Regions from separate parts of the Homo sapiens genome. Here region 1 is linked to region 2. A link is a loop called in an ENCODE intact Hi-C map of the cell type or tissue named here. Cell type or tissue: dorsolateral prefrontal cortex. All regions are shown on one strand.

Region 1 (2,500 bases), 240 kb after region 2:
TGATTCATCCTTACATTTCTGCAACTTAGCATAATATCTGTTATTAATGGACTTTAATACTTACTTTATTTGATAGCACTGTAGATTACATTTTGGGGAAATACAGATATTATTTTAAGTAATCATTTAATTGGATTAAGCATGTATTTGTGCTCACTTTATGGTAGTATCCTAGAAAAACAGTATTTGTGGTGCCTTACCACTATTATGAAATTAAGCATATGCTAAAAATAAGAAATAAATGTCATGTCATTATCAGGTCTTATTGCCATATTCATGTATGACCTCACAAAGATCCAATCAGAGGGTTGCATTTGAATCTGAATTTCTATATTCATTTGAAATGTATTATTAACAAGTGCACACTCATACTCATCATAAGACTTCTTGGAATAACATGCTAATTACTTTCCTGCACTCTGGCTCCCAAACTACAACAAATCCTATTATAAAAACAAATCACTGCAAACTTCAAACAGCATGCATCCTTGAGATGCCACTATTAAAGGAAGCAGCATGATGGGAAATCTTTGATGTTATCAGATGTGATGGAAACTACACATTTGTATTTGAGTAAGTCCTGTAGACCAAAGCATTTCCCCCACCCTTAAATAACCTGAAACCAATTTCAGGTTCCCAAATGCTCTTCAAAGCAACCCACCTTAGAAGTAATGCTGATGGCATTTCAAATTCAAGGTAGTTTGCTTTTTCCATCTCCAGACTTCAAGCAGATTTGAAATTATAGGTTCAAAGAGAAAAAATATTATCTACTTTTACCCAAACCACTAGGCTCTGGTCTGATGAACAAACTCTCATAGGTAATAAACTTACCTATGGTTATGAAAATATGGCATGTAACCAAGTAGCTCAGAGTCTGAATAATGCAGTCAATTCTACGGAATTCTTCTGAGTCATAAGTATTTAGATACTTCATGCTTCAGTTCTTTCTTATTCTTGTGTTGTTGACCAAAAGTTGGAATGTAAACTTTGGGCTATGTAATAGGACAACTGTACACAACTCAGCTCCTCCTGAATGGGACATCTGTGAAGCTGAATACAAAAATCAGTGTGTGCTTGACTCCAGTGCCCACAGGGAGCCTGAGCCAAACAATTCAGAGCATTCAGACTATGAATAACTCCTGTAGCAGGAGGGTTGGTCTGTGGCTTTTAAAAAGGCTTCAGATTTGTGGTCAGTAGAACCATCCATGAGCCTATTTGAGCTAAAGGATACAGTGGACCTACTGAATTCCTCAAGCATTTAATTAGGCTTCCTGTAATTGCTTTAAGTAAAAGTGGGGGAGAATGAGACCTGAAGTTATCATCTTGGGACACCAAATATTTGGATGTGGTTGTAATATCCTGAGCATATTAGTTGCTGCTCTGCATCGTATAAAGAACCATTATAGTTCTAAGGAAACACATATTGCAAATTTATCAGCCCTTTGGTGACTGTAAGTTACTACAGTAATCTTAAAGGAAGAGGTTTGTTTCCAGTAACTGAATTTCCCCATGAAGAGGGAATGTATAAATAAGTAAAGCAGGGAAAAACCATCAAACATCAGAGAGTAGGGGGAAAAAAAGAGAGAGAGAGAAAGATATGGGGACTGGGGAAAGAGGTTGTGATTCCATCTTCCCATAGATTTCCAGAATTGGAATAATGTGAAAAAATACAATAAGATAAGAAAATGAGAGGCCTGAGTAGGGACCAGGAAAGAGGAGGCAAAGTGGTGTTATTTGTTAATGGCCTAGGATTGTTGCTGAGAGGATTGTTACATTAGTTAGACATTGGCTAACATAATCTACTAATCTTCTTTCCATAGAAGGGTGATGGATTGGAATATGCCACTTACTTGGAAATTCTTTTTAAACTGGTTAATATATAAACATACAAGGATTGCTAATTTTCAAAACATTGAAATAATTTTGAATGTACTTCATAAGCTTTTCACAATAGAGTTGCCCCTTAGGATCCTGTCACGCCTTGGGATTATAAAACCCACCGTCTTGGGCTTCATTACCATTTAGCTAGTCATTAATGGGCCTATGAGCTTAGTAGTTTCTATGACACAAGCCTCATCAGCTCTTGATAGGAAATATTGTTTGTTCCCCCAGTGGGACAGCTCCTACTCCCATTGGGTAGTTGTTCATTTCCCTGAGTGTGTTTAGTCATTTGAATATTTTCTAGGTGTTAAGGAAAGTTCTAAAATACAGTTTTTAAGGAGTTCCAGAAAATATACCCTCTCCTGTCACCTATAATCAAACATTTTGAGAAATTATAACTTTTATGAACTTATTAAACTATAAAGAATTGAATACACATACACATACACACAGATATACACATGTACACATACACATACACACATATCTATTTTATATATCATATATGTATATATTTAATTCTCATCTGATCATGTCATCTACTTGCTTAAAACACTTTAGTAATATCCATGGCTTTTAGGAAGAAACTGAAAATCTTTGAGACAAAGTCTCGCTCATT
Region 2 (2,500 bases):
CTTTAAGCACTTTACAATGTGGATGAGGTTTTTATTCTGTTGCTGAAGTACTGCAAAAATTAGAAGTATGTATATATATCTTCAGAGATAATCAAGGAAACAACAGATATTTAAGATAAAACATAGAATAGGCATTATTTGTGAGTGTACTGAGTTTTGTAACTGTGGTTTAGGCAGCAGTCATTTTCAATAGGTCCTTGGGAAATTCTCTAGGCTGTAGGCAACAACTTTCTCCTTTCTGGCTATGCCCTAATTGTTTCATTCAGGATTGCTGGGAACTCCTAGCTCCAGGGAATTTGTAGTGTTTGTGACTTCCAAGAATGAAAGATTTTACTAGTAAAAGGCAGTGTGTGTGTGTGTGTGTGTGTGCGCGCGCGCGCGTGTGTGTGAGATCAGTGTGCTTCTGAATTAGGACCCTCCTGGTTTATAAATGCATTTTATCTGGGCTACACAGCATTGATATGCTGCTTATCTAGCTCCAACTAGTGTTATGAGTGTTAACACCACCAAACTCAGGACAAAAAATTACTGAAGTCTCTAATTAGATTGGGATAATTCCCTATTATCTTAATTCATAGTTTTTTTTTTTAAATAACATATGTCTTCCTACAAAAGAGTAAAAATTCCTTTATGCATGTTTGCATATTGGTGTGGTACAAATAGACAGTCAACAGTGAAGACAACTAAAGTTCATTACAATTCTATCGTATACTTTTTCATTGTAGGAGTACAGAAAGTTTATGAATTCACATTAGGAATATGCAATAAGGAAAAGTAGGCTAGTTTACTTCTGTTTAGAAAAATAATTTTGTGTATTCTAGCTTAGAGAATGCTTAAAATCTTCAAAGAATAAACTTTTCAAACACTTGCAAAGAATTAGGAATCATTAGATTATAACTGACATTTATTGACTCCCTGGACTCCTGTATTCTGGATACTGAGGGTAAAGAGTTAAATAAGACAGGGTCCTCGAACACCTCCTATTGTAGTTTGGAGCTGGTTGTCCTAGTCAGAACTTGTATGGGTCTATTTTAAGCAACCCCCCCTAAGGACATGAACAAGGCATGAGCTCTGCTAAGTAAACCCTGTTAGCTTATTTAGAATTATTGTTGAGACTTAAACATAACTGTTCTCTAATGTATGCTAGGTTCTCCAATTAGTGCCAACAGCAAGTGTGCTCTATTAGGCCTTAACTGCGTTTAACACTTTTCTGATTTAGGTCATGGCTTTGCAGAAGCAGCAGAGGGAGTCACTCTCAGAAGAAACATTAAAATTACAGGCTGCAACCACTTTAGGAAGATAATGGGGAAAATTGTGGGGGTTGAGATTGAGCCAGTGCTATTGCCTTGAAGTTTTAGCCTACATATTTTTTTAGTTTGACTTTTATATTTGTGGCAGTTAAAAACAAACCTGTTCACATTTCCTCACAAATTAGAAACAATGGCTTCTATGGATAGAGTATGGTATTAGAAGTAAAGTTCTTAAGCAATTATTGTGCACTCATATTGCATCCTAGGCTGAATGCTATTTGTTAGAAACGGAATGTAACCAGGCAGTTTAAGCCCTACAGGAAGACAGAAGTAGAACCATGGAATTATAATTCACTTTCTTAAGTATAAAAGCGGACACAGGTATAGTACTTTCTGGATTCAGACATCCGAAGATAGTAAACATAGGTGAAGCTAGGATTCTAATGTGAGTGGTGGGTGGGGGGTTCTAAAATTTCTACACAGAAGAACGTGGGAGCAGTGATTTGGCTGGAAGTTGTATGTTCTTGAAGCTAAGTTTGCGTTGCAACAGCATTTTACTTAGATTTAATGCAAGTTTCATCTGGCTCTGGGGAGGCACAGGCTAAGAGCTGTTAATGGTGTATGCCCATTCTGTCAGTTAACATAGTGATTACCAATGTTTCCTAATACTGCTTCCAGCACCTCCAGCTGTGTGACTATGAGCAAGACATTTAACGTTTCCGTGCCTTAGTTTCCTCATATGTAAAAATGAGGATAATATATACTACAGGTTACAATTAGAGCAGCTTTTAGCTCATAGAAAATAAGTATTATTCCTTGACTTTCAATTCTACAAACCGTTGGCAAAGAAATCTAGATGTAAAAGAAACTAAAGGTCAATAATTTTGAACTCAGAGTGATGATAGCTGCTGACACTGCTTCCCCAAAAGCAAGAAATGGAGCTATCTGAAGAGATGCTGCGGAGTAGATCATTGTAAACTCCTGGACAGAGTACAGTTCTCTGAACAGCCTGTGGGAATCTCATTCCCTTCCACAGTCTCTTTTCTTCCCTTCTGTTCTCTCTGGGAAAATTAACCTAATATTAGTTCTAAAAATGACACGTTAAGTCACTCCCAGTTAAGTCCTTGCAAGAAGCTCGTCCTTGACTTTCTATTTTCTCAAGGGATACTGAAAGATAACTTTTCATAAATCCATGAACACTATTACAGAAAAAAGGTACACCCCAGGATTTCTGATAAGGGTTTGGGGAA

The links. Hi-C counts contacts between places; a loop is a spot of excess contacts. Peaks named below come from ENCODE experiments on the same cell type or tissue, not always from the same donor. Only the 100,000 strongest peaks of a DNase experiment are listed, where the experiment ranks them.
Region 1: it touches region 2 in a loop (2.8-fold over the local background); 4 of 110 quality-filtered maps call a loop at or near these places.

Annotation. Positions count from the first base shown.
Region 1 is chr4:95,303,655-95,306,154 of GRCh38, reverse strand. The region is part of intron 2 of UNC5C (unc-5 netrin receptor C); the gene reads left to right. Among named protein-coding and RNA genes, the nearest start is that of UNC5C, 240 kb to the left of the region's middle. In dorsolateral prefrontal cortex, no CTCF peak of the experiment used is centred here; a DNase peak (open chromatin) is centred at 1,095; H3K27ac peaks cover 2,500 bases.
Region 2 is chr4:95,543,642-95,546,141 of GRCh38, reverse strand. All of the region lies in intron 1 of UNC5C (unc-5 netrin receptor C), which reads left to right. Among named protein-coding and RNA genes, the nearest start is that of UNC5C, 4.1 kb to the left of the region's middle. In dorsolateral prefrontal cortex, a CTCF peak has its summit at 1,253; a DNase peak (open chromatin) is centred at 371; H3K4me3 peaks cover 2,500 bases; H3K27ac peaks cover 2,500 bases.